Linked DNA regions of Homo sapiens: regions 2, 3, 4, 5, 6 and 7 are each linked to region 1. A link is a loop called in an ENCODE intact Hi-C map of the cell type or tissue named here. Cell type or tissue: heart left ventricle. All regions are shown on one strand. Region 1 overlaps DTNBP1 (dystrobrevin binding protein 1). Region 2 has its middle 74 kb from the start of LINC01108. Region 3 overlaps JARID2 (jumonji and AT-rich interaction domain containing 2). Region 4 overlaps CD83 (CD83 molecule). Region 5 overlaps JARID2 (jumonji and AT-rich interaction domain containing 2). Region 6 overlaps DTNBP1 (dystrobrevin binding protein 1). Region 7 overlaps JARID2 (jumonji and AT-rich interaction domain containing 2).

Region 1 (4,000 bases):
TCCTGTATCTCTTTGAGTCACTTGCTTTTCATTGGTTGTATGTTTCTTTGCAGACATGTTCTCTTATGATAACCTCTTTTATTTCCCCAGCTGAGAGTAAATCTGTTTACGGATAGTTGTTGTTTGCTTAATACCACTCTATTGATTAAATGCATTCTGCCACAGTTCTCATTATTTTCATAGTCAATTCTGTTTAGAAAATGCAGTCTCTATAAGTCTTTCATAGAATATATTGTATGTTCGTTCCCAATTAGGATTCTAATATCCTGAAAAATGTTTGATGTTTAGTGACACATGACCTTATTCTTCAGAAACTGCATTTTGGCTTCTTAAATGCACAAGGTAGGCCTTCCAAATGTTCACTTGAATCCTCTCTTTTTTAGTAATCTGAGAACATCTAACACTAAAGACAAATGAAAGCTAAAACATTATCTGATATACTGTTCTGGTTAATCACTGCTAAATTAATTTGAGTCATTTTTTTCCTCTCATCTATGTCTAACCGATATTGAGCTCTTTTTAGAGAGTTAGTTCAGTTTTTTTTAGAAGGTATGTCTGGATGGTTGCTTTTCATATATATTGCCAATCTGAATTATCTGTTAGCCTTTGAAATACATGCTTCCTTTGGGTTTTAATCTATTGCTGTTATTTGCCTGATATTTATAATTAGTAATGAATGACTGTGGAAGATAGCATATCAAAACTTGGAATTTTAGAGACCTAGTTAGTATTTGTTGGCCTAGAATAAGCCCAGAGAGAGTTGTTTTAAAATCATGAGGCTTTTAGCTAAGCAATTTAAGCTTTATAGAATCATTGCTGACGATATTCTTTACAGTAGGAAAACAAACACTTTGAAGCCAAATTTGATGGAGTGAGTTGTGTAAACATGTATCTGTACCATTAATGTACTTTATGAATTCATTTTGATGCATTTATGTATCAGTCTTAGATTTTGGAAACATTTAGTGTTTTAAATGCTTACTCATTTACTGGGTTTTTTTTTTTGGAAGCCTCAAAATCTCTCCTATTATTACCCAAATACCTTGACATAATATTACAAAGCTTAAATAGTTAAGCAATAATAAAAAATAAAAACAAACTTAGAAGAAAATGGTAACCGATTATATTTAGTCACAGGGTCCCCCTAACTTCTTTGAACTTGTTGCCCTTTCACTGTCAAATGTAACACCATATCCTGTCAGTCCCTCCATTTTCCAGGCTGCTTCACTCTTTTGGTCTTACTTTGCTCTCTAGAGGCCCTGCTTTTATTGAAGGGCAAAGGATTTATGTTATGTGAGCAATTTGGACTTTTGATGATGCTTTTAGCTGTGTTATCCCATGGCTTCATTAATATGGCTCCTGGTACCTAGCCCCTTGGGAATTGTTAAGTTACAACAGATGATCCATTCATATTGGCTTCAGTCCAGCTTACAGGAGCCTATTTAATTGATACTTACTGGTAAGGTTTGTCGTTTTAAAAATAAGTAATAAGGGTATGCTGGGAACTGGAAAACAAGGGCTATGAACTGACAGATCGGGTTTGGCTCCCAATCCAACTTCCTCACTTTAAAAACTGTGCAGATTTCTCAATGGCTCCAAGCTTTAGTTTTCTTGTCTGCAAAATGACGATGAGCATACCTGTCTTGTAGGTATTTGGAGGATTAAAGGAGATGACAAACGTAACCACTTAGCACAGTGCCTGGTACATGCTGGGCATCTGCCACGCACCACGCACTGCGTACAGACTCTGGACACACAGCAGTGAACAAGGCTGGGCACCTGCCATCAAGATGCTGACGTTCTAATGGGGGCCTCTCTAGCCTTTGCGAATTCACAAAACCATTATTCTGTGACACGAGGGTTTGGATGGATGTTAGGCAGTTTAGCTTGTGCTGCAAAACAGTTTAGAATGCAAAACCACAAGATTCAATGTGGTGATATTAGTATTCTGTACATTGAAGGTGTGTAAGCATACAATGGAATATTTTTATCCAGATTCTATGCACTTTCTTATTCTGTGAAAAACCACAGTGCTTTTTAATCATAAAACTGGAAAAATATGTTTGAAAAGTATATACTGAATTATCTTGAACTTCCACTAGAGGGTAGTATAATCCTATTCCTTTATTGAAGTTCAAAATGTTAAAGCCTTGTCTTTGAATTTTCTCTTAGTTTATTTTATATGACCTATTTTTAAAAGACTGTTCCCTTCATCTAGAACAGAAGATTCTGGGTTTTGTTTTTGTTTTAAAATTTTAATTTTTTTAAGAGACAGAGTCTCACTCTGTTGTTCAGGCTGTAGCATGGTGATGTGATCATAGCTCACTGCAGCCTCAGACTATTCCTGGACTCAAGCGATCTTCCTGCCTCAGCCTCCCAAAGCTCTGGCATTACAGGATTGAGCCACTGTACCCAGCCAGAAGATGCTGTTAACTCTTAGATAAGAATTCTTAGATATAAGAGAATAGCAGCCGTATACTGAGTTTGTGTTTTTCTTTTGGTTTGACCTAGCCTGATACAGTATTATTTTGCTTTTTTCTGTACAGAATTTTAGAGGGCATCTAACAAAGAGATTATCATAGCTCTGTCAGTTTTTCATGGACTAGATTATCAGATGTCCAGGTTCCTTTCTGAGGCTAGACCCTTCAAGAGGCACATTAATTCTCTTAGACACCTTTTAGGCTACTACATAGATCTCATTTGTTCCATAATGGCTTTTGCAAGTTAATGTACTTCTTAAAGTTTCCTTATTCATACCATCATTACCTTATTACCTTAGTACATAAAAGTGTAACGTAAGCATTTGAACAGTCTTGTGGTCTTTCAGTACCTGGCCTCTGTGACCTATGGGTTTGCAGCCAAGGAGAGTTCTTTGTTCCATAAGGCTAATTATTTTGTTAGAAAATAACTCATTAAGTGGGAAATAATTTTAGTGTGCTGCTTCATTCTTTATATATCAGTGGTTACACTACAGATGATATGTATTTGAAACAAATGGCACAAAGAAAAATTCCAAACAGAATTGCTTTTCCTCTGGGACGGCCTTCTTGCAAAAATTTGTGAAGCTCTTTTTTGCACAGCTGTCAGGCATTCCCAAATGGCTTTTCACAATAAAATTCTACCTATCTCTTTCACTGATCACTAAATGAGACATATGCGGTTGTTATAGCGAGCAAAATGGTGAGGCTTGAGCTTCTTGTAAAGGTATATTTGTGTCCATGGAGGCCTGCTAGTATTTTATGTATATGCATCCTAAGTTGGTTACCAAATGTACTCATATATGCAACTTGTTTTGCAACAGGAAATGAGCAGGCTGTGACAGGGAAATTAAATTTCTGCTAACTTAAATTCAACATAAAATATTCGGAATACACATTACGTATGTACTTGTCATTATTATATGAAGAGCTTTTTTAAGTTTAATATAAGGGGATGAACCTTTATTTTTTTCAATGCAATTATTTTATATTTTGTTACTGATTTCAAGTCTGCTAAGTGTTAAAATGGAAAATTTTCATCATTTCTTCTGTTTTAAGTCACTGATAATGTGACCTGGTTTAATATACTAAAAGTATCATCATGTTGTTTAATGTTTTCTAAGTTCTCTGCTCATGTTTATTCTTTTACAAAATTTGGCATAGTCTCTTAATATTTAAACTAGATGACCATGAATAGTTTTGCCTTCTCAGTTATTTTACATGTTAGAGTAATAAAATCATTCTATCACCAGAAATTATTCTTTATTGAATTCAACAGACAGGGTTATTAGGGGATAGCAAAAAAGCAAAAATACAGTCTGCACCTTTAAGGCCCTTACTGATTCCTGAGAGATATGAGAGTACACAACTGGTTGGATGATATCAGTCAGAATGTGAGTCCTGTGTGAGGCTGAAAGGTCTGGGGAAGCACAGAAGAGGAAGGGAGCCCTGTGGGAGGAGGGCGGGCTGCCACTGGCCTAAGCCTGAAAAGACAGGCCGGGGTTAGGGACAGGCAGAGGCAA
Region 2 (4,000 bases), 1.4 Mb after region 1:
ATCCCCTATGGCAGAATGAAATCTCATTGACCGGCTTTCCTGGTTAATCTCATAAACTGTCTCATTTTTCAACTATTACAAAATATAGTCCAATCAAACTGAGAAACGTGACCACCTCATTCAAATCAGTACTTCTCTCCTCCTTCCAACACCTGGAGGCTGGCTTAGGTCTGGAAGCATGTGGCTGGGACGGGGACCCAGTCAGTGTTTGTTCCTGCTTCCTGGATCCCCCACCTTCTCCAATCACTGGGTGATTCTGGAGGCTGGAAAGTCCAAGGTCAAGGTGCTAGCAGATTCAGTGTCTGAGGAGGGCCTGTTCTTCACAGATGGCACCTTCCACAGGTTCTCTCATGGTGGAAGAGGCAAGGCAGCTTCCTTCGATCTCTTTTATAAAAGCACTAATCTCATTCATGAGGGCTCCACCTTCATGACTTCATCGCTTTCCAGAAGTCCCACCTCTTAATACTGTCATATTGGGTATTAGCGTTCACAAACAAATTCTGGGGGGACATCAACATTCAGGCCATAGCAGGTTTCTCAGGGCCCAAAGAACAAAGCTCTTCAAGGAGGATTCAGCTGCATTTGGGGTTGGTGCCCTTGGGAGTGGCAGATGTGCACATGCTGGCTCTTCTGCGGATGCTTTTCTGGGTTTTCTCAATCCTCTTCCCCTGTTGTTGCCAGTTCACCAGCTGCAGCTCTGGGACATGGGTAGCCCCTGTTAGCTGGCACTCACTCGTCACCCTCAGGTCCTGGCATGTGCTGCTCACCTCGCCCCTGTGGGGGGATGTGGGTCCACCCTGCCTCTAGGGAGACTTAGTGCATGTATAACTCACTGGCTCTTGGAAGAAGAGGTGGCTCCAAATACCTCCTTCTCTCGCCACTGCAAACAGCCGTCTGCTTTGCAGGTTGCATCTGTCCTTACACCTCCCAAACTCCAGGAGACACCTAAAGCTCTTCAGGGAGTTCTCTGGAGCCCAAGTCATTTATCTTGAGGTAGGTGGAGAAGCAAAACATATAGACACCTCTCTAAAAAGAAAGACCCACTGCTGGCCTCTCCTGCATCCTTAGCCTCCTATCGTATCACCCCAAGGCGAGGCTGGTGTCGGTCCCTTAACAACACCCCAGAGAGGGTCTATACCTCACTTGAGAATGGGGGTGGGAGTTGTTTGACCCATATATTGTTCTGTGTTGGGGTCTCAGCAGAAATTCCAGCAGTCACGAACACAGAGTCCCTTTGAGTGTCCTGTTAGGGGCTGGAGTAGGCTGGGGGCATCTTTGGATATTACCTGGAGGGCAGCCCAGTGTGAAAGGCCTGACTACCAGGGAATGGAATCCGGGCTTCGTGGTGTAGACAATGGGCAGGCAAGGTGTGTTTCTCTTTCCTTTTCACATGTAGGTAAGTGCAGCCCCAGTTGCTGGACTTGCCTTCACATCCACGGACCTGCCCTTTCCCAGGGTCAGCTGGGTTCAAAGGGCTCTCAGAACGTTTTCTTTAAAGGAAAAATGGAGAGTGGCAAACGCGTGCCTAGGTGGGAGCAGGGAGTAGAGGGGGGCGGTTTAGATAGCAGTAAGGGGACATCAGACCAGCTACAAGCCAACAAGGAAAAAAGTGACGTAAGGAAAAAAATCCCAGGGAGCAGAGAGAAAAGTAGACTCCCCAATGCCTCGCAGTAAATGAGGACGCCTGGCGCCTGCGGCGAGGTCAACTGAGGTCAGACGAGCTTATCTCTCCTGTCCCGGGAATTAAGGGCATCCTGGGGACAGCTGCAGAGCAGGAGGCTCCCCGTGCCCTCCTCTTCCTAAGCAAGTCAGGATCCCAAGAGGCGCGTGCGGGGAGGCCCCTCCGAAGGGCTGCTGGCTTGTGTCTTCCACCAGCGCAAAGGGAAGCTATCGGTTGCTTCTGCAGTGAGGCAAGCTCAGCCGGACGCCCAGAAGAGAGACGAGGTGTCGCTGTCGGGGTGTCTGCCTGCCTCTTTAGGATCAATTATTAGCGTACAGATCCTAAAACAAAACAAAACAAAACACTCCTGAAAACATCGACTTGCCTCAGTGACAGGCCCCAAGTTCGGGACGCCAGGAGACGCCAGCGGGGCTGTGAAGTGCAAATCGCCCCGAGGCAACCCGAGAACGGGAGGACTGTCACCAGCCCGCCAGGAGAGTGCGATGCCCCGGTCCGTTCCGGAGCAGGGAAACTTTTGCGGGAGGCTGCGCTGGCACCGGCCGCCTGGCGCGGCTCGCGCGGACCCGGGCGACGGGACACGCAGCGCGGCACTGCCACCTTGTGGGCATCGGCGGCAGCGGCGCGGCGGGGCGAAGCCGGCGAGGCGAGCGACCCGCGGCTCGGAGCCCGACGCCGGCCAGCGAACGCCCGCAGGAACGCGCCGGCCGAGCGGGAGCCCGCGGGGGCGGGGCGCGCGGCTCCGGTCACGTGGGTTAGCAACAGGCAGCAGCCAATGAGAACGCGAGTCAGGTGGTGCGTGCGCCCGCCGCGCGCGGGAGGTAAGGGGCCCGGGAGGAGGCGTGGGCGCGCCACGGGCCCGGTGGGACCGCGGGTGGGGAAGTCCAGAAAGCTTGCTCTTCCCTGTCAGGAGCCGCCTGCCGCAGGCGGGATGAACGAGAGCTGTAAAATGGGACTGTCCCATTCCCACGCTCCACGGCTGCGACCCCTGTACGGGGCAGTGGGCGGCGGCGCGGGTAGGAAGCAGGCGGGGAGCGACGCGGAGAGCCCGATTTGTCCCTCCTCCAGCCACTTGTTGCTTATCCATGGGCCTGGGACTGCCATTTGGATCCACACAGGGGAATTAAAACAAAAAGAATAATGAGGCTCCTGGCCGTGGCGGGGTGCGCATTGGCCCTCTTGCCCTGCGTGTAGCAGGTGGAGGAGACAGGCTCCATCCTTAGAGCTTCCCAGAGCCCAGGGTTGGCCTGAAGACACCAAAGCAGAGGACAGCCAGGAATTGGGTCAGAAAGAAAAAGCTTCGTTGGTTTTAATTATTTTAAATAGAAAAGCCACATCCAAAAGTACCAATAATGATTTTTACAGTAAACCCACTATGTTGACATAAACCAGCCCACCCCTGAACGCACAGAAGACCGTAGCACAAACCGTGAGAGGCGTATTGAAGGACTGGGGCAAAATCAGGACCGACAGGCAAGCGTGGTTTCCATCAGGGTCTTACTCCTCTGGCTTCCTAGTTTAGGCAGATTTCACCCTGTTAATAGGGTCCGTGGATCGGTCTCTCTTTCTCTCCTCTCTCTCTAGCTCTCTATCTCTCTCCCTTTCCACCTCGTGTTTCATTCCTTTGAAACAAATCCAGGGAGCAGATGGCCTCAGAAGGGTATCTAATCCATGCCTGGCCTCGAGGCACGTACTATAAGCTGTGATACCGTGCTAAGGTGTTATTATAGAGACAAAAATATCTCAGACTGCAGGATCTAGCCATCCTATTCTTAAAGTTCCCTAGGGAAAGATGTTGTACAATATTCTTTGATAACCTACTACAAATGCTAACCACTTTAAGTACAATATAAGAACCTTCTGATCCTAGGTTTTATTTGTTTCTATTTAAACTCATTCAGGGTCAGGCTACCCAGAGGGCAGTTGAACACCTGTCCGGTGGCTTATGGGAATGCCTTGCACGATGTGCACTTCCCTCCACCAGGATCAGTGTGTCTGCTGACACTGGGGACCATGCCTGAGACATAGGTACAATTGGGCTGTGCCAGGGCAGCTCAGAGAAAGTGATCCACTCTGATTCAGACCCTGCCAGCTGAGTTACTTACTTCCCTTACTTCCTTTTTTTTGAGATGGAGTTTCGCTCTTTTTGCTCAGGTTGGAGTGCAATGGTGCAATCTTGGCCTACTGCAACCTCCGCCTCCCAGGTTCAAGTGCTTCTCCTGCCTCAGCCTCCCGAGTAGCTGGGATTACAGGTGCCCACCAGCATGCCTGGCTAATTTTGTATTTTCAGTAGAGACGAAGTTTCACCATGTTGGCCAAGCT
Region 3 (4,000 bases), 230 kb after region 1:
CGTCCCCTGTTACAAGCTTAGAACCCCCTCCTCACCACCTCCCCCATAAACAGGGCAAGTCGGACAGAAGGTGAATCCTTTTCAGGGGGCAAATGCAGCAGCAGGCTGACAAATCACCTTAAATTTAGCAGCAGATGGCTCGAGGTGGTAATCAGTCTAGCTTGTAGGGGAGGGGAGAAGGGGAAATAGAGATTGGAACTGTTAAAGAGCCCCAGGCTTATTCAGAAAACTAAAAACTGTAAGGAAAACTTCGTATACAAACGAATATCCCAAAGGGTGATTTTTATTAGAAATGGTTTTAGGCCACCTTAACGTGGCTTGACAGTAAAGGAAGGACAGCAATCATCAACTAATACTCTGGACAAAGTGGCACTAAAACCTAGGCCAAGTTGGACTCACATTTTGCCACCTCCAGACACGCACACACACACACACACACACACACACACACACACACACCACTCTGGGATCACTGCACTGGTGCCTTCACACACCAAAGGACAGGGTCAGTAGCCATGAAGGGCACATTTCCTCCAGAATACTTCTCATTCGCTTCCCTCCACATTCTGCAAAAGCATCCAAATGCTTCCCTGACCCAAAAGCATGATAGAGCCACCAAAGTGGGAGAGCAGGAGCATGCCTTCAACACCCCAAAGCCACTCACCACTGAAACAAAACCAAATGAGACAAAGAGATCTAGTGTTTTGTTTTACATAAGGAGGATGCCAGTGAAGGCATGCCTTGCTCCTAGACACCCAGTTACTGGTAGAACAAGAATTACGATCCAATGTCAGTGCCCATTCCAACATATCAAATTTTTGATGCATTCAATATTGCTTGAGATGGCTACAGTCCAGGAATTCTGGTTTAATATGATTTGACAGATTGCAAAGTGAATGGTTGCATAACACAGCCTTTATCATTTCTAAAAAGCTGCCTAAAATAGATAGGCCTTAAGAATTTTCTTTTGTTGACCCTAACTTAGAGCTTGTTCCCATCGGATGCTCTCCCACAGTCACTTTCTCCCCTCTGTCTGTCTCAGGCCTCCCCACTGACCCAGCTGGCACAGATCTAGCCTCCATTACATGCCACATGCTGGCTCTGAAACTCTCTGCTAGGGCTCCTCAGAGACTTCAGAACCCAATAGTCTGTGGGGTACCCCTCCTATACAAACCTAACACCGACTACGCCTACAGGGCAGCTTTCACCAACACCACTGAGGATGCCTTGCTGGGGAAAACTAGAGAGGCAATCCTTCCTTCCATGCTTGTCAGGGCCGCAGCAGTCTCAGCTCGCCAAGCCCTAGGGTGAGGCCTGATTACAAGACATTGGCATTCAGAACCTAGAAGGGGGCAAACCAACTTGAAAACCGTCCCTTAGGTGTCCTGCTTCATGACAAAGCTACAGCACAAATAGGAAGTCACGGGGTACTGTATATCTACAACCTCAATAATGATCGCCCTTTTAAATGTTTACATTCTTCCAGGCACTAAGAACCTGAAATAAATCAACTGCATTCATCGTAAGAATACCACCTCTGAGGAAAAAAAATTAGTATCCCATTTTCTGAGACGGAAAACAACAAACCAAACAGATGGTGGTATCAAGTTTGTCGGTTTTCTGAACCCTTGGTGGGACCCTGGGACATACTTACAGGGATGACAGTGTGATCCTTCAACAATTTCCACTAGCAGAGCTGGAGGACTGCGGCCTACTGGACCTGAGCTGGCAGGAGGGTAGATGCCCAGCCATTCTCTCCAGGAAATCTCTGATGGTCTGTATTCATGGATCCAAGGACAACCCAGTCTTCCTTCAGTTTTACAGAGCACACATGAGAAGGCCCAGCTTGCGTTCCCAGAGATGACCTGAGCTCTGTCAACAACTGCCTACCCCCACAAAAGGACAGGCAATCCCTTGCACAGAGTTTCTCACAGAGGGGCTAAGAAATCGGCCAGCAGGGATGTCAACATCCACTACCAAGAACAGCCACTTGATGGCAATCTTAACCTATTCCCTTGGAATTCGTCCATAAAGGGAGACCCCAGAAGGCTAGAAGCACCAAGCATGGGCTGCACAACGTGGACAGAGCTAAGAAGGACGTCCCTGCTTGACCTGAGTGTGCGGCAGTGCGGCGATGAACGGATAGAGAACCCCACACCAACAAGCACTGTTGGGTTCTTCTCCATATCTAGGCTTCTCTGGGGACTAGGCAGAAGTGGCTATAGGCTCTGCAGTCAGACAGCTCAGGAGCATGGAAACCTCTCGAGCTCCATGGCGCACTCACATTGGGTTTCTCATCAGACTGAAATGCAAGTGGACAGATGACAACAAATATGAGAATAAATCAAAGGCAAGTTCCTCCTCCTTACTGTGGAAACTTGTTCTCTGAAACAGGGAAGGGCAGGAGGCAGGGGGTGAAAAAAGTGGACTTTCCTTAGAAGGTGGGACACCTGTTGAATAAAGCACTCAAGCACCGCCCTCCTCATTTAAGTTGTCAAAGAAGGAAACTAAAAGCCATGTGCATCTCTAGGAAAAAAGTCTCTCCAGTTAAAAATAGAAATACACTGTAAATTGCTGCACTACACACTTCTATTTTTGGTAGCAGGAAGATGAACTGAAGGGCTCTCTGAAACATCAAAACATCAAAGGGTGGGAGGGGGTCCATACCATCATATTACCATAAAATAGTCCACTGTCTTAGCTAGGATAATGACACGTTTCCACAGAGGGTTCGACCTCACTTTGTGTGGTAGTTTCCCAACTCCTGGCTTCTCCATTTATAAAAAGAGTTCAGGCAGAGTGAAGAGTTTGCCAACATTTTCCTCAGAGGGATTCAGAAAGTGCCAGCTGAGAGCCTTCCAGCTCACCCTTTAAAACTCTGTAACACTTTCCAACTGAGCAAACTGGAAGGCCCTTTCAAATGACACTAGGAACAAAGTCATCTCATGGAGGGTACACTGCTGGGGGAGCCCCTAGGGAACAGATCACTCTAGATGCATTCTTCTAAATTCACTCTCAAAGGAGGCAAGATGCTATTTTTCAAATAAGCATTCAAAAGCATGGGTCCCTTGGTGAAAACCCCAATCACATGGGATGGAAGCAGACTATCAAAAATAACAGTGTTCCAGCCTGGGCAATACAGTGACACCCCATCTCTACCAAAACATTTAAAAATCATCCAGGCGGTGACACGTGCCTATAGTCCCATCCACTCAGGCGGCTGAGGTGGGAGGGTTGCTGGGGGCGGTGCACGCAAGCTGCAGTGAGCTGAGATCGTGTCACTGCACTACAGCCTGGGCAACAGAAAAAATAAAAACAAACAGTTAAATAAATTGATTAAATATAAAAGACAGTTAAATGATTGCAAAATGGAGACCTTGGACTGCCTTCATGTAACACATGGCAGCATAACTTTGAGAGCCATGGAAAGCTAAAAGCAGACTACCACTTCAGAGACCACCAGAAGCTAGCCTGGGAGCCTCCACACGTGGCCTTCCCCGTCACCAAGATGGCAGTACCAAGCATGAACAGGCACCCACCTAACTGCAGAAAGAAAACAGGGACTCAGTTAAGGATTACCCAGATGACAAGGGCAGGGCAGATCACACAGGAAGACAACCTTTCTGTGTATACACAGAAAGAGCTGAACCAGCCATTAGCTCCAAAGCATAAATGAAGCAAGAACACTAGTAACAGGTCAGGGAGAGAAGCTACGGGGTCTGAAAGCATGCGGGGCATAAGTTACCATGAAACACAAGAGACAGCTCTCCTTGGATGTCAATGGCAGGGTACAGGTTTGGCCTTGCCGGTTTATAATCAAGAATGGGATGTCACTGGCGAATATAAAATATTATAAAATATTTATATATTTTATATTATAGTTTGTTGTAGAAAAATTATATATATATATTTTATAATATATTATAAAATAGCTCATGTTTCTCTCCTCATCCCCACACCTCCTTGAACGATAGACTTGTACTGTTTTTATCATCCTTGG
Region 4 (4,000 bases), 1.5 Mb after region 1:
AGCCACAGATGTGATCCAAAGCTCTAGAGCTACACTCCAAAAGAGAGGAACGATTTTAGGACCTAAAGGAAGTACACATGCATTGTTCAAGAAGAAAACAAGTGCAGCAGGTCACCTCACCTGTCACTCTCAAGATCACCTTGCCACTTAGGTTTCTCTGCCCATCCGGGTCCTGCAGAGTGCACCTGTATGTCCCCGAGTTGCAGCTGGTAGTGTTTCGGATCTTCAGGGAATAGGGCCTTTCATTGGGGGCGTCGAAAGAACCATTTTGCCCCTTCTGATGATAGTGCTGTCCCCTGAGGTGGTCTTCCTGGGGTGTCTCCATCCTCTCTTCACCACCCTCCAATAACTGTGAAGAAGGAATCAGAGCGCATCACGGTCCACTGCAAGCACTCCAACTCGACACCAATGTTTCCATTTTGTTTTCAGAAGATCCAGCCTCAACTTATGTTTGTAAAACAAGACGTGATGCTTTTGTGTGTGTGTGACCTCTGGGGGAGGAAAGATCTATGAAAATTCCCAAGGCTACATCTTCGGAATATATCAGGACTACATCTCATGATTCTATCATAAGTATCCCAATTTCCACCCTATATTAGGGAGAGAGAGTCACTGTTGATGACAGTGATATGCTGTGTGTGAATCTTGCTGGATTATATTTTGTGTCTATGTATACATGTATAGATAGGACTGTTCTGTATTAAATGTTCTCTTGTTTTCTTCAGATACCAACTCACCCACTGAATGATTCCTATTTTTGTATCCCAGCCTTTTATTTGGAAAAATTCCTAAATCTGTTATGATCCTTGCCAGACAATTCAACTAAAATCAGATAAGCAGATGAGCAACGCCTCCTGCGAACAGTCACCTTGTTCCTCAAGGGCTGTGTCTCTGTGTGGTCATGCCTGACGTCGCCGAATGTGCCACACCTTTTCTCTGTACTATGGCAGTGAGACAGCTGAGAAGCATGCTTTATAGAGAGTGTATGTGTCAGATCATTTGCTGCTCATATCAAACTCCACATGGAAGGGCAGTAACAGCTGACTTCACTGTACTCAGGACAGACCAGCCGGACTTGGGGAGATGCCCAATTTAGCCAGACATTTTATCTGGCTGGCTTTCTTTTTTTCTTTTTTGAGACAGGGTCTCGCTCTATCACCCAGGCTGGAGAGAACTGGCTTGATCATGGCTCACTGCACCCTTGGCCTCCTGAGTCAACCTTCTGGTACTCCCACCTCAGCCTCTCCAGTAGCTAGGACTAGAAGCCTGTGCCACCACACCTGGCTAATTTTTATTTGTTTGTTTTTTTAGAGGCAGTGTCTTGCTCTGTTGCCCAAGCTGGTCTTGAACTCCCAGACTCAAGCGATCCGCCCGCCTCGGCCTCCCAAAGTTCTGGGATTACAGGCGTGAGCCACCGTGCGCGGCTTGCTTTCTGTGAATTCTTTGTGATCAAACTGGTGGAGTGTCCACAGCATCTCCCACTGCATAGATTAGGCTCATACCACATTCACCATTAATTCTCTCTTTCCTAGACATATTTTTAATTTGCCTAATTAACTTGCTAAGTTGCTCCTCCATTGAAATACTTTAAAGCTTCTAAAATGAATGTACACATGCAGTAAAGCAAATCCTTGTTTTCAGCCTTCCTGGGCAGCCCTTCAACAATGACATCCCCTAGCAGCACCTGAGTTTCCCTTTGCTGGTTGGCTGGGGACCAGCAGGGAGCCCAGGATTAAGTGACATTCCTTACCTGTCCCTAGCATGATAACTGCACCCAAGAGCCACCTTAGGGAAGGAGACAGAGATTATCAGGGCCCACTGCCACTGTCTTTGCTTGCACCTATCAATGATGAATCTCCCGTTCTGGGAGCACCCTACAACTCTTCTCTGACTTTTAGGAAGGAACTCAGTGTAGGGAAAGAGATAACCAAGGAGTTAGGGGAATACTCTGAGAAGCAACTCAGGAAAGAAAATACATACACATGGGCACGTGTGCACTCGTATACACACACACACACACACACACACACACACAGTCATTTCTGCTTCATTTATTAATTCAGAGCATATACCACAAGGTCACCGGAAAGCTCAGGCTCCAGCCCTGGTGTTTGTGAGCATTCCTGTAGAGTGGGCTACAGAGACATCTGGTGGCAGATTGATCGCTCCTGCAAGAAAACCTGCTCAGCTCCCTCCCAGCCCTGAGCTGAGATGAACGGCTCTTCTCAGGCCGAGTCTGCGGACATAAATCCCATTTCTTGATGGTCCTTTTTGTGTGGAAAGATTCCTTCCTAAATAATCAAGAATCTATGGGAGGAAGCTAAAAGACTGGGGCCCATAGGTGTGCAAAAATAAAGCACAAAAAGGAGGTGGGGCCAAGGAAATTTAGAGGAAACTAACAGTGTCCATCTGATTCCAGAACACATCTAATTTAGCACCATTTTTCCCTTTTCAAGCCTAAGTAAACCATAAACTGAAGCCTCGTCATGGGCTCACACTGCTTGCCTCTCCCTTCCGCTGCCTGGCAGAGCGGCTTCTTCCTACCAGGCAAGGGCTTTCAAGAGACCAGAGACCGAGGCCCATCCAGGGCCAATCTGTGTCTAGGATGGCCTGAAAGGCCAGTTTGAAATAATTAGCTCGGCCCAGTCCCTGCAGTCCCCATTCCGATGTCCAATCTTGCTTTTCTTTTTCTAAATTAACCTCCAAATGCGAGTGTAGCTGCAACAACCGTTTTGAGATTATTCACCCATGGTTTTCTCCTGGGAAGCTCCTCTCCCATCCAGCAACCCCTCCCTCAGCTCAGAAAGGCCCATCTGAAAGTCAAGATCAACACTGTGAACCCCTCTGGAGCTGGTAGAAACATAAACTATTGTGTCTATTTACATAAAGATGGCCCCATTATTGTGTTAGCTGCTGGGAACTGTTGAAGCAAAAAGGTGCTGGTGATCAAAACTGGCTGGCAGTAACTTCTGCCTATTTGCAGAGAATTCATTTTAAAAATCAGCAGCAACACCAATAAAATTTATTTGACGGTTAGATTTCCAAGGGCCTCTGGCAAAACCGTCAGTGGGCCGCTAGTTATTTTTAAATGGCAAAACAAAGGCAGGGTGAGCCATAAGAACAGAAGGAAGAATCAAGGGAGAAGGCAAAACAAAGAACCTCAAAGCGACCTGCAGAATTCTGATGTGCTGCCACCAGTGGGATCATGGCAAAATATCTCAACTCTCACAGGGTCATCTTCCAAACACCCCTTTTCCTAAATGACCCAGAGAACTATCCGCAAAACCTAGGAACTCTTGCCAAACCAATGAACAGCGCTGTTTGCCTAATAACTAACTACAGCAAAAAGAATTCCCTGTAAATTCATACATTGCACCTGGAAATATTTCATAACCCTCCCTCTAACTTCCAGTTTTAGGTATATACATTTTCAGCTAAACTTTCTCTTGTGACCCCCAGCTGTGGAATTTGGGGTTTATCCACAGCTGCAAAAGGCGTGGTAGTTTTTATGTTAATGTTGCATGCTCAGAATGGGGGTGGGGCCCTAGCAGGATCAAGGGACCGTATGCAAAAGCTCATATCATTATCATCAGATACGTGGCCAGGCAGCTATCACCCTGCTTTATCAGATGAGCTAACTGTGGCAGAGGCACCACCAAAAACTGGAGGGAAATTTCAGTGGGAGGAAAACGGAGTAACAGCAAATGGGCCATCCCCACTTTGCTTTGTTTTATGAGTTCTCATAAACATTGGAGCTCACTCAAAATCAACCACTGGCAAGAACAGCTCTTTAAACATTCCAAATCTAAAAGTGTTCCATTGCTTCTCTGCAAAACCATTTTAGGAAATAGTAATTTATAACAAAAGGAACCCTCAGATTCATTCACAGCCAACCATAATTGACAGGAACTATTTAATGCACGCTTCACAATGCTAATATTGTAGTACAGTGCGCTAAAGCACAACACAATTTCAGCAAATTAATTACTCAAAACACTCA
Region 5 (4,000 bases), 120 kb after region 1:
AGCTCCACAAATCAAGAACGAATTCCACATTAAATGACTGGATTCCCTCAACAGACTCCCTGAGTGCCCAAGCCTGCTGCGTATTTGCTGAAACTGAGGGCAACCAGCGTCTGGTGCGCCTGTAAAGACATGGGAAGGGAAGCAAGGGACTGCTCCCAGGTGGTGGCCAACTCCAGGGGCTGTCCACCAGCCTTTTTTGGAATACAGAGCACAAGAAGCTAGGCAATCCAGGCCTGAAGTTTAAATTCTAGCAAATCTCCCCTTTGTGTTTAAATATTTACACAACTGCTAGAGCAAAATCCAGACTTTCAGAGGGAATTAATTCCTGAATAAGAGGCTGTAAAATGAGCTAAGTTTTCTTGCGCATCATGGATAATAAACTTCTGCACCTCTGGGGAGATGCCCACAGGACACGTGTTGTTTGGCAATAAAGGCCTCTTCCCAGGTCCAACGCTCAGCCCCAGAAAGCCAAGTGTCCTCCGCCTGACATCTCTACCACAAACGCAACGCGTGCTCTGGAAGCAGCTGCGGAAGCCACACGTGTCCTAGACCACGGTTCAGCTGACATCGTGGCTGGTGGTGGGTGAGGCAGTGGCGGCTGCAGCACGGTAATCATGACCACAGGCCGGGTGTCAGGCCACTGCGTGGCATTCAACAGCCGCACCCAGGGTACACAGTGTAGGCAGCCCCTGCACGTAAGCAGAGACCTAGGTCCTAAGACGATGAAAATGGCGTGAAAGGTAAACCTCTATTCCCCACACTAGGAAGGGAGGGGTGGGCCACAGGGCTGGACATCCTAAGCTCTGACAATTGCTATCAGGAGGTGGGGCACCAAACGCCACCCAGGGAGGGTGACCAGCTGTCCTGGTTTGAGCAGGTTTGAAGGTCACAGGTCTAAAACCTGGGCAAAACAAGATACCTGAACCCCCAGTGGTCAGCATGTATACACGGGGCAAACCGACCTTGGATTTTATTTGAAACAGGTGGCATTAAGGGGAAAAAAAAAAAAAAAAAACACAGCAAAAGCCTGTCACACACTAAAAGATGAGGCTGTGGTCAGCAAATACCTCCTGTTCCCCGGCCGGCAGCTGCCCTGAACCAGCAGTCCGGGTTTGGTTTCTTTCCCTTTCCACGACCAAGCGCTGCTGAGAGCCCACCGACGTCAGCAGCTGGAAGTTCACACGGACTCAGCTGGGCACTGGCCGAGGGGAGGTAAATAAACAGATCCGGTCTCTGTCCTGCAGCGCCGCACACAAAAACTCCCCCTAATTGGTCTGGGCACAGAAGTGCTCACTGTCTTTCCAACCTCATACTAACTCAAAGAAGAGAGTTGGCAGAAGCACAAAAATGGCAATCTGCCAATCCCATTAAATAAAAAATAGAAGAGAAGAAAAAGCACAACTGTGGTTTCAAGGGATTCCAAACATTCTCTTGCATAACAGACACACAGAGGATGGGGTGAGAAACAGCCGGGTGAGCAAGCAGGAGGAGACAGTGACGGGGAGCAGGGGACGTGCCCAGAACCCGTCCCCTGCACTCGGCAGCTCCCCACCTTCATTATAGTGTTTTTGGCTTGTGAACAAGTTTAGATCAACCTAAGTTAAAACATTTGGCTGCCCTGGTGCACGCTCAACACAGAGGACGAACTCAGCCCCATCTGAGTCCTTTCCGTTCACCGAGCTGCAGGGGTCAGGGCAGGACAGGATGTCCTCCAGCTCGCCGAGGGGTTCCCACACCATGAGAGGCAGCGTGAGGGGCCCCTTCTCTCACCTCGATTTCGGCTGGGGCAGGCTCCTTGCTGAAACACATGCTCATGATATTCCTCGCTGTTCGATAAAAAGTTGTTAGAGAAACAGACCTTCCCTGAAACAAAACAAAAAACAGTAAAGCTTCAGAAGCAAAGCTGAACCCTACTGCAAATGAGGCCAGACACCTGTCATGGGCCGCTGCCCCTTGGCGTCCCTGCGGCTGTGGGCCACCTTGTATTCTGAGTTAATGACAGGCAGAGAAGGAAGAAATATATTCTCTAAGAACCCGCAGTGCCAAGAGGAGTGGGAAGACTCCACCAAGGATCAACCCCATGAGGGCCAAATTGTTCTGCCAGGAACAGAGGCTGCCGCCCAGAGGCCCTGAGCGGACGCACAGCAGAAGCGCGGAAGGCCCCTCCAAGGCTCTGCTGAAAAAGCAGCTTGTGCTGGAGGCAGAATCCCTCAGCTGACAAAGGCTGCTGCGGGCCAGCGGAGAAGCTATCAGCAGCTATGACCTGATGGAACTCGTGACCAGGGATCCCACAGGAGAGAAGCTGGAGAGACAGAAACTGGTGCGACATCTACACCCTGAGAGTCCTTGCCATATTAACACCTGCCAGGGCAGCAGCCTTCACTGAGGTTGCGACCTGGTCGCCTTCTCTCCACAGAACCACCTGCTGTCCCCTCTGCGCCTCTTCTTCGATGCCCCTCTGTTGCCCTGTTCCCAATAACTTCCAGAATGATTTGCTTGCTTTGATAAAACAGCTGAGTCAGTTTGGGAATCCGGAGTCAGCACCTTCTTTTACCTACCACACGAAATGTGGTGCGTTTTTCAGAGGGAATCCATCTAAGACCCTTGCTATTTCTTTCTTACTTGACCGGGCACATTTGTTGCTTGAGTCCAGAAATATCTCCTGAGCACCTATGGTGTACTAGGTCAAATCCTAGGGGCTGGAGACAGAGCAGTGCATGAAACACACAAAACCTCGAGGAGCTTCCATTCAGTCTGGGGAAGACACAGGCCTCAAACACACAAATATGGGATGGGAGGAGGTGCCAGGTGTCATGTAGAGTGGGGGAGGGTGGTCAGGGAAGGCTTCCCTGCGGAGCACTGGACACCGCAGCGTCCCCCTAGAAGTGATAGGGCCACAACAGGGAGCAGCAGATGCTTTCTGCCATTGGGTCCACAGTCGTAGTCGGCATGGAGACATTGGCTTGTGCCTTTCTCTCCTGCAGCAAAGGAACTAGATGGGGTTCTAACTACAGGAACGTACTTCCATGCAAATTCCAAGCCGCTCCTGATAGTCTGTTTCTTGTAAATATAAAAAAGGAGGGACTGAATTCTGCACCAAGGCAGAGTGCAATGAGTGGAGGTGAGGATGACACCAGCAGACCAAAGTCAGCAGCCAGGACACCGGTGCCACAGAGAGTTGCGTGCTCACGGTCCCTACCCGTGGGCACACGGCTGCTGGGGGCTTCGCCATGGCCACCACGCAGAGCTCCACTATATTTCCGTGATGAAATCTAGAAATACCCTTGACGGGGTGGATTTAAACAAATCCAAACCTCTTATTTGAATCAAACATACGCTCACAGAATTGGCCTCCTTCAGTAAAAAGTAAAAACGTTGACAGTTTCTCATTTCACCAGTTGGCTATTCAGTCACAGGATTCACTGAGTGGCTTTACTTGACAAAGGCTTCTCAGTAAAACATTCAGGAAACACCAAATAAAGTTCCTCAGAGCTTACAGTCTCTGGGTCACACTTGGCAGGCTGCATCCAGCAACCCCCACACCGCATCCCCACCAGGCAGCCTTGGGCAATGGGAGAGCAGACTCAGATAAAAGGGAGCCAAACCCTCTCAGGGTCTCAGGCCAGAAAAACTGGGTACCTCTTTCCAGAGAAGTGTGCAAGGACATGAGATGCAGCCTGAGGCGGGTCTGCAGGGCCTGGACTTAAAGTGAAGCAGCAACGCCAGGAGTCAAGTCAACCCTTCCTCCGTATTTCTAAGATGTGTGATGGTATCAGAAGCCCGCATTGCCTCAACTACAAGGCCAGGCCAGAGCCTGCAGTCAGGCAGCCGTGGGCACCTGAGGGTATGGTGGTGTTTAGTGATAACCAACAGCCAATTCCCAATGCTGCCGAAACCCACTAGCCACACACTCCCACCAGGCTCACGAGGGCTGGAGCAGAGAACGCTTCCCTTCCAGTGAATCCAGAACTGGGACCACAGAGGACAAGTCTGTGCCGGG
Region 6 (4,000 bases), 69 kb after region 1:
ATAGTATTTTACCAAAAACACATTCTACTTTTAACACACCTTACATGTAAAACTGTTTAGCCAGTAGTCTCAGTTACGTATGTTATGGTATTAACTCTTAGCAACTTTTATTTTTGGTAAAAATCCTGGTAGGTACCAGGTGTGAAGCCTAGGACACCAGACAGAAGTGCAGACAAGGTATGATGCTTTCCAGCATACCCAAGGGGCATGGCCAACTCCACAGGTCCCCAGGCCTTATCTAGAATCTAATGGCTCCAAAGCAGTCAAGCTGAACAATTTTCAAGTCAAAGAAGCAGTTTATGACCTTAAAGCATTTAATCCATTCAAAGTGGGATGGAATGACCTCTGACCAGGAGTTTCAACATGTGGTCCCTGGGCAGGATGGAAGAGAGGACAGTTGCCCTGAGTGACAGAAAAGATAGGAAAGGAAAAAGGGTGCAAGAGAGAGAGAGAAGGGAAGGGAAGGAGGGAAGGGAAAATAGCATTGCCTGAAATGGGGCTGGGCAGGCGAGGAGCTCAGGGAGGCCAGGGAAAGACCCACCCAGTGCGGTGACACTGAATCAAAAGTTCAGGTGGCTGCTTGTCAGCCACAAAGGGATCTTGATCTCCAGCATCTTCATGAGCTCTTAAGTTTCTCCTTTGAGAAGAAAAGTCTCCCCATGTCCCATGTGCTTCTGTACATGCCCAATTCTGTCACCCACAGCCAACAGCAAAGAGCACAAGGCAAGTTAATCCAAAGACTTTTAGGCCAGGTGCAGTGGCTCATGCCTGTAATCCCAGCACTTTGGGAGGTCGAGGCAGGCAGATCACGAGGTCAGGAGTTCAATACCAGCCTGGCCAACATGGTGAAACCCCGTCTCTACTAAAAATACAAAAATTAGCTGGGCTTGGTGGCGCATGGCTGTAATCCCAGCTACTCAGGAGGCTGGGGCAGGAGAATCTCTTGAACCTAGGAGGTGGAGGTTGCAGTGAGCTGAGACTGTGCCACTGCACTCCAGCCTGGGCAACAAGAGCAAAACTCCGTCTCAAAAAAAAAAAAAAAGATTTTTTAACTCCCTATTTCTTAGGAGGGACTCTAACCCTGCTAAATTGGGCATTTTAACCCGGGGATTAACCCAAAGACCTTTAACTGCCTGTTTCTTAGGAGGGATTCTAACCCTGCTAAGTTGGGCCTCTAACCCAATTCTGTTCTTTACCCTGGACAAAATACTACTTACGCAAAGTTGGCCAATTAGTGCTGCAGTCTATTCTTTTGGGTCGGGGTTTCTCCAGTGTTGTCCCTTGGTGGTTTGCCAGGAAGATGTTACTGGAAATGGGTCCCAATCCAGACCCCAAGAGAGGGTTCTTGGATCTTGTTCAAGAATGAAGGCAAATTCAGAGTAAAGTGAATGCAAGTTTATTACAGGAGAAACAAAAGCTACTCCATAGAGCAGCCCCAAGGGCTACTGGTTGGTTATTTTTATGGTTATTTCTTGGTCATATGCTAAACAAGGGGTAGACTATTTATGAGTTTTTTGGGAAAGGGGTGGGGATTCCTGGAACTGAGGGTTCTTCCCCTTTTTAGACCATGTAGAGTAACTTCTGGACATAGCCATAGCATTTGTAAACTGTCATAGCATTGGTGGGAGTATCTTTTAGCATGCTAATGCATTGTAACTAGTGTATAATGAGCAGTGAGGACAACCAGAGGTCACTTTCATCCCCATCTTGGATTTGGTGGGTTTTGGCAGGCTTCTTTACTACATCCTGTTTTATCAGCAGGGTCTTTATTACCTGTATCTTGTGATAACAGTCCTGCTGACTTCCTATCTCATCCTGTGACTAAGAATGCCTAACCATCCTTGGAATGCAGCCCAGGAGGCCTGAGCCTCCTTTTACCCAGCCTCTATTCAAGACGGAGTTGCTCTGGTTCTAATGCCTTTGACAATATTGCTGGATCATTTTAGATTCTTAACATCCTAAATGGTAAATATAGGACCTTTTGACCATCAACATTAAGAGATTCCAGCAAAGAGGAAAGTGTTTTATCTTGTGTGCGTATTTATGTAGGGGAGTGAGAAATAAAATCCTAAGCCCCGTAACTGACTGAACAGATCTCCTCTTAGCCAAGGGGACCCAGAGTAACCTTGAAAACTGAGTTCACAGCCATGATGGGATAGGAGGTCAGACATGCCTCTCATATGCCCCCCTCCCTGGCTAACCATGATTAGGCTTTCTCACCCAAGGGCTAAGGAGCAAACAGCCCTTTCAAAAGACTCCACCGCTGATTTCAACCAACCACCAGACACTGCTTCTCCCTTTTGCGGTTTTCGCATAACTGACCAGCATTTTTTCCCATAAGAGACCACCGACCACGGAATGGTTCGGGCCAGTCTACAGAGACTGCACAGCAAGGGTTTTCTGGTCTTCTTCACCTTTTGACATCAGAGGGCAGCAATCCACCCTTGGATCTTGCTAATGCCACCATTTTTTTGTACATCAGTCCCATGAAGGAGCATGAAGCTCCGTTGCATGTGTGCACCTTTCTCCTTTCATAAATATTCATGACTCCTCCTACAGTTTATTGAATATGTACATGTGGCCACCCTGCTTAGCATCAATTTCTGTTCCCTCTGCCCCTCCCTCAAAGTGTTTGTGTCTGGCTTCTGGCCTGAGGCTGTGCTTCCCTGCTTGTCAGGATGGCCACCCTACAGGCTGCAACCCTTCATGAGAAATAAAGCTCTTCTTTCCAGATTTATGAACCTCATTCTTCAGTTGACAGGAGGAAAAATATCTTTCCCTCACCCATCCTAGGTTCATGGTTAAGACCCCTATAACAAAAGACAGATTAATAAGAAAAAAGCCACTGGGCATAGTGGTATGCACCTGTAATTCCAGCTACTTGGGAGGCAGGGGCTGGAGGATCACTTGAGCCCAAGAGTTCAAGACCACCCTAGGCAACATAGTGAGACTCTATCTCAAATAATAAGAAGAAGAAGAAAAAGAAGAAAAAAGCATACAAATTTAATATAAGTTTTATGTGACATGGGAGCCTTCAGAAATGAAGACCCAAAGCGACAGAAACTTGATGTATTTGCATGCTAGGCTTGATGAAGAGTGGACAGCTGTGTAGAAATATGACTGGACAAAGAGTATGATGTAATAGCAGTCAACTGGGGGGAACTTAGCAAGTTCTGTTTGTTCAGATTCCTCTCTGTGTCCCTGCATCTTCTTCTTATTTGAGATAGAGTCCTTTCTCTCCATGTGTAGGGTTGGCGTCTCTCACATGAGGATCTTGTGTCCTGCTTCAGGAGAAAATGAGAAGATCCTTCCTAGGTTTTATGCCTGCCTCAGGGGAGAAGGGCAAGGGGAAGGTGAGAGCGATCCTCCTGTTTCTGCAGTTTTCTCAGATTCTTTCAGCTTCAAATATCTAATACGCCACAGTGCCATATTTTGGGGTATTGTGTCCTGAACCCCATCACCCAAAATCATAAATAAAAGGAATTAGGCTTAGGAAAGGAAGGAAAAAAGAAAAATGAAAACGACTTAAGAATTAGCTTTCAGGCTCTGGGTCTGCTTCTAAGGAACCTACATAGGCTTTTATAAGAAAATTTAAGAAATGGCAAAGCTGTCTGAGGCCAAAAAAAAAAAAGCTCACTTGTCAAGAGCATTGAACTGCTTTGCACATGAAGAATAGAATGAAGTTGTTCCTCTGCATGTGAGGAAAGATAGATAAAAGACTTTGGAAGGCCTAAAACAGTTTATGTCAAAATGCTAATCAAGTCACTTACCACTTACCATCTCTCTGGAATGCTGTGTGGTTCCATTTTATCTGAATTTAAAACAATATCTATCTTGTATGGTACCGTCTTTCATAATATGAAGCTTATGTTTTCAAATGTCTAAAAATCTTGTATTTTCATCCAGGACCTTTTTTGTATGCTATTTCTGTTCCCTCTGCCCCTCCCTCAAAGTGTTTGTGTCTGGCTTCTGGCCTGAGGCTGTGCTTCCCAGCCTGTCA
Region 7 (4,000 bases), 100 kb after region 1:
GCAGTATCGATGCCACTCCCCTCCAAAGGTGAGACGTGAGAACCATCTGCCAGTCACTTACGCATAAACCCCCAAGCTCACAGCCAGCTCCTGGCTCCCTAACCCCACGGTTCCACACGGCTGTGTGGCAGCTGCAACAGTGGTGTGGTTCCGTCATGAATTCTTCTCAAAGATTTGACATGCTCCACTCCGGTAACTTTGGTGAGTTGAGAGCTTTCTTGTTTGTTTTCCCTCCTTTACCACCCAGAAATCCATTTGAGTCTGCTCCTTGTGGTTAAGGACTGGCGTTTGCAGGGAGGTGCGGACTCTCCTGCGGGGCTCACGGGAAACTCTTCCCTCTTCGTGCGACAGGCATTTAGGGGCGTGCCTGCCATGGGCAAAGCCATGGTGTGTGTTCAGCTCTTGGCCTGTGTTGTAAACTTAGTTGCACTTCAGTTCCTTTCATCCCTTCACAAAATTTTGTTTCACATTCATGCAGCAAATATGGGCTGAGGTGCCAGACCTGTACCTGGGCTTGGTGCGTTTCAAATTTCAGACCAGTTCTTTGGGCTGGGTCAAGGCAAAGCTCAGTCGTCCCAGCAGCACCTCAGCCATCTGTAGAAGGTTCTACCATTACCACGGTTTCAGCTTCCTCTAAACTTCTCACCCGCTTCTCCTGGCAATCTGTCAGAACGGTGTCATCCTGGGGAAGAGAAGGAGCTTGGGTGCATTTGCCCTCATCCTGAGAAGGCCAGAATACTGGAGACCAGCGTGAACCCTCACCCAGAGTCAGGGGAAGATTTAGAAACAGTGACACCTGCATATAGAATTTTGATTCCTTGAAGAGCCTATTTAGTTCCATAAAATTGGAGAACTGCTGAAGGTCAGTAATTCCGACTTTCTCAGCAGTGGTGTCTCTGAATTACTGCAAAGGGTAAAAAAAAAAAAAAGAAATCTAGATTATCAAGGTTACAAGGACTGCTCCTCAAAGATAGGCAGCACTTGCCTTTGGGCCTCTATTACACGCGTATTACAGCCTTAGGAGCACTTGATCTGTGTCACATGTGGCTGACTCCTTAGGGGACAGAAGGGTCACCGCAGGGCCTGAGGCTGCCTCTGGCATCGCTCAGCTCAGTGTCTTCCAGGGCAGTTCCCAAGTTCTGCAGGCCCCAGGTGCCTGGAACAAAAACCACACCCCCCTTTCATGACGGGCACATTCCACAGCTGTTGGCGGCAATTCTGATTCACAATATTTTTATGACAGGGCTTTTTCTTCCCTACGTTATTTTGCAGGGCCTGAATCCAGTACCTGTCAGAATGAGATTACCCTCCAGGTTCCAAATCCCTCAGAATTAAGAGCCAAGCCACCTTCTTCTTCCTCCACCTGCACCGACTCGGCCACCCGGGACATCAGTGAGGGTGGGGAGTCCCCCGTTGTTCAGTCCGATGAGGAGGAAGTTCAGGTGGACACTGCCCTGGCCACATCACACACTGACAGAGAGGCCACTCCGGATGGTGGTGAGGACAGCGACTCTTAAATTGGGACATGGGCGTTGTCTGGCCACACTGGAATCCAGTTTTGGCTGTATGCGGAATTCCACCTGGAAAGCCAGGTTGTTTTATAGAGGTTCTTGATTTTTACATAATTGCCAATAATGTGTGAGAAACTTAAAGAACAGCTAACAATAAAGTGTGAGGACGGTAAACTGAGAGCGCACAGAGCTAGTTTGTACACAAAGGCTTCTAAATACACATGTCCTTAAGGCCACTGTAACTCAGGGTTCCTTAGAGTGAAGGGACGTGCAGGTCATTGAGGGCCACCCCGGGAGGTTGCATGTGGGCAGGGCCTGGGCCAGGTGGTGGAGGCTCCACAGGGCTGAGTTCTGCATGAGGCAGGGAATGACCTACCGTTTCACAAGTGGAAAATGCCACTTCCTGTAGAAGAGCTGACTGTAGCCAAACCACTCTGGCAAAGCTTGGGGTTTTCCGTTGATCATTACAGAAGTAAGTAAGTATCATTAGTCCAGTAGCCAGCCAGTCCAACCCCTACTTTTTCACACTCCTGGGCCCAAAAGAACAGAAACAAGCCCAAAGCAATCCTCCATTCTTTATGAAAAGAAACTGGTCCCCTGGAGATGTGTTCCTGCCATCACTCCTCCAGCCCAATGAGAGAGAGGGGACAGACTCCCCGCCGGGATGAGGGGGTCTGTCTGTCTGCAGCCATACCACCCTGAATGCACCCAGTGTCGTCTCATCATGAAAGCAAGCTCAGCAGGGGGGCGCAGCTCGATGGGAAATGAGGGGGACGGCCGCAGGCCACATGGAAACCATTAGGTTAGGCTGAAGGGGACCCAGTGGCAGGTGGGAGCAGGACTGCAGTGTGGGGGGTGGCTCTGCTCCCTGGCTGGGGGGAATCCTCTGCCCCCTGCCCGTGGACGAGAAAAGAAAGAGCTCATTCCATTCAGTCATCTTCCACAAGACAGACAAATGTCCAAAAAACTTTGTTTTTATTATTAAACCTTGTAGTACAAACCTGAAAAGTAAACAAAAAACTCGCAATAAACCACATGAAGTCTCCCTCCCAAGGGAGGGGTGCAGAGCAGCGCTAATAAATTAAATGTCAAACTGTAAGCCATAGGCAGAAGTTTACTGTCAAAAAGAGGGAAAGTACACAGCAAGGCCATAGAAACCGGACAACCACATTGGAAAACACTTGACTGTTTCTGTAATTGTTAAATATTCCAAAACAGTTCAGTCTTCTGCAACAACAACCAACAAAGTGGATCATAGGACGTTCCTGGCAGTCACCACTGGCAAGCTCAGTGCAATATGGGTAGCTACGGGATTGATGAATCCAATTATGAAACAAAGAACAGCTTGTGAAAACAGTTTCCCTTTTTTATTCCACACATACTGTACACACAACCGGAGAAGGGCAACAGCTACTCCATTATTATTTTTTTGTTGTTGTTCAGTGATGTAAGCAGCACTTATAAATGTTACAAGAAAAACCCTGTAAGCATCCAATCCAACCGATGAAGAAACTGAAATGTAAGGCTTTTCTTCATCTTGTCTTCTCACCCCCCTCCCCACCCCCCACCGAGAAAAAGGCTCAAGTATTTAAAACAATTTACAGGCATATGTACAAAAGGGATGGGATTTTTTTTTCTTTTTTCCTTTTTGTTACAACATGAAGAGAAAAAATAGACAAGATGAACGCAAATGCATTTTCACATTCAAAAATAACTGCAGGCCTCCTAGTGGCTCTCTACATGATCATAAATGAAACAAGTTTTAAAAGAAAGATTAATGCTGACTTGTGAAGGTGTCAAACAAGAAGCGGTGAGATGGAGATGGAATGTTAGAAAGATTGCACGTCGATGACAAAGAAGCACTTACGGCTTCCATCACTTTTTTTTCCTTTTTTTTTTTTTTTTTTTTAAATCTTAAGGATGCTATTGAAGGGTTTTTTGATAAAGTAGCCAACAGCACCAAAAAATAACAGAATGGATTTCCTAATGAAATCAGGCACAGGTCTCCCTCATGTGACCCCTCCAAGGCAGGCAGTCTTTTCCGTCTTCCTCGCTCGCTTTTCTTCTTTCCTGGAACAGATGCATAGTGATGTGCTGGTGGAGAGCCCACTCGCTCCCGTCTCCTCGTTCCACCTATGGTTAGGAAACAACGTCCGCCTTCAGCTGCCACAACCGCCCAGAGAAACAAAACGGGGGTGCCCCGGCTTCCCAGATCACAAGCTCATCTGGCACACGGCAGAAGACGACAGCCAAAGCAAAGCCATTTCAAGTTTCGTGTGTGTGTGTGTGTGCGCGTGTGTCTCCTATCCCTTCTAAAAAATCTGCTCACATGACTGATGGTTTTTAAATTTGTTCTCCAAACTTCACCCTCTTCAAAAATGGGTTAAAAAGCCTTTTTCCCCCCAACAGTTACAAAAAAAAAAAAATCAAAACCAAAAAAAAAGGCTTTTGTCAGCCATGGGGCAATACAAATTAATACAGCCCCTCCG

What was found. A loop is a pair of places that touch in the nucleus more often than their neighbours do. Peaks named below come from ENCODE experiments on the same cell type or tissue, not always from the same donor. Only the 100,000 strongest peaks of a DNase experiment are listed, where the experiment ranks them.
Region 2: a loop joins it to region 1, with 4 times the contacts of the local background. A loop is called at or near these places in 47 of 110 quality-filtered maps.
Region 3: it touches region 1 in a loop (3-fold over the local background); 4 of 110 quality-filtered maps call a loop at or near these places.
Region 4: it touches region 1 in a loop (13-fold over the local background); 47 of 110 quality-filtered maps call a loop at or near these places.
Region 5: a loop joins it to region 1, with 4 times the contacts of the local background. A loop is called at or near these places in 79 of 110 quality-filtered maps.
Region 6: a loop joins it to region 1, with 2.0 times the contacts of the local background. A loop is called at or near these places in 4 of 110 quality-filtered maps.
Region 7: a loop joins it to region 1, with 4 times the contacts of the local background. A loop is called at or near these places in 38 of 110 quality-filtered maps.

Annotation. Positions count from the first base shown.
Region 1 is chr6:15,621,820-15,625,819 of GRCh38, reverse strand. All of the region lies in intron 5 of DTNBP1 (dystrobrevin binding protein 1), which reads left to right. Among named protein-coding and RNA genes, the nearest start is that of DTNBP1, 39 kb to the left of the region's middle. RefSeq lists an enhancer at 3,966-4,000. In heart left ventricle, a CTCF peak has its summit at 2,100 (motif pointing right); a DNase peak (open chromatin) is centred at 3,959; H3K27ac peaks cover 1,079 bases.
Region 2 is chr6:14,209,580-14,213,579 of GRCh38, reverse strand. No RefSeq gene overlaps it. Among named protein-coding and RNA genes, the nearest start is that of LINC01108, 74 kb to the left of the region's middle. RefSeq lists an enhancer at 1,856-1,915 and silencers at 2,166-2,605, 3,696-3,745. In heart left ventricle, CTCF peaks have their summits at 2,065 and 2,271 (motif pointing left); DNase peaks (open chromatin) are centred at 1,819 and 2,299; H3K4me3 peaks cover 1,721 bases; H3K27ac peaks cover 1,681 bases.
Region 3 is chr6:15,388,499-15,392,498 of GRCh38, reverse strand. All of the region lies in intron 2 of JARID2 (jumonji and AT-rich interaction domain containing 2), which reads right to left. Among named protein-coding and RNA genes, the nearest start is that of JARID2-AS1, 140 kb to the right of the region's middle. RefSeq lists an enhancer at 1,917-2,276. In heart left ventricle, a CTCF peak has its summit at 1,995 (motif pointing right); no DNase peak of the experiment used is centred here; H3K27ac peaks cover 786 bases.
Region 4 is chr6:14,127,869-14,131,868 of GRCh38, reverse strand. It overlaps CD83 (CD83 molecule), which reads right to left. Exons shown (of 5, transcript NM_004233.4): 3 at 121-349. Among named protein-coding and RNA genes, the nearest start is that of CD83, 12 kb to the right of the region's middle. RefSeq lists enhancers at 2,048-2,097, 2,728-3,326. In heart left ventricle, a CTCF peak has its summit at 2,152 (motif pointing left); a DNase peak (open chromatin) is centred at 2,140.
Region 5 is chr6:15,502,363-15,506,362 of GRCh38, reverse strand. JARID2 (jumonji and AT-rich interaction domain containing 2) reads right to left here. Exons shown (of 18, transcript NM_004973.4): 9 at 1,771-1,863. Among named protein-coding and RNA genes, the nearest start is that of DTNBP1-AS1, 42 kb to the left of the region's middle. In heart left ventricle, a CTCF peak has its summit at 2,099; DNase peaks (open chromatin) are centred at 1,172, 1,602, 2,142 and 3,752; H3K4me3 peaks cover 1,359 bases; H3K27ac peaks cover 2,394 bases.
Region 6 is chr6:15,553,226-15,557,225 of GRCh38, reverse strand. All of the region lies in intron 7 of DTNBP1 (dystrobrevin binding protein 1), which reads left to right. It overlaps DTNBP1-AS1 (DTNBP1 antisense RNA 1), which reads right to left. Exons shown (of 3, transcript XR_007059478.1): 1 at 1,218-4,000. Among named protein-coding and RNA genes, the nearest start is that of DTNBP1-AS1, 9.2 kb to the right of the region's middle. In heart left ventricle, no CTCF peak of the experiment used is centred here; no DNase peak of the experiment used is centred here.
Region 7 is chr6:15,520,492-15,524,491 of GRCh38, reverse strand. JARID2 (jumonji and AT-rich interaction domain containing 2) reads right to left here. Exons shown (of 18, transcript NM_004973.4): 18 at 2,450-4,000. It overlaps DTNBP1 (dystrobrevin binding protein 1), which reads left to right. Exons shown (of 10, transcript NM_032122.5): 10 at 1,273-1,685. The coding sequence ends at 1,517. Among named protein-coding and RNA genes, the nearest start is that of DTNBP1-AS1, 24 kb to the left of the region's middle. RefSeq lists a silencer at 1,272-1,458. In heart left ventricle, no CTCF peak of the experiment used is centred here; no DNase peak of the experiment used is centred here.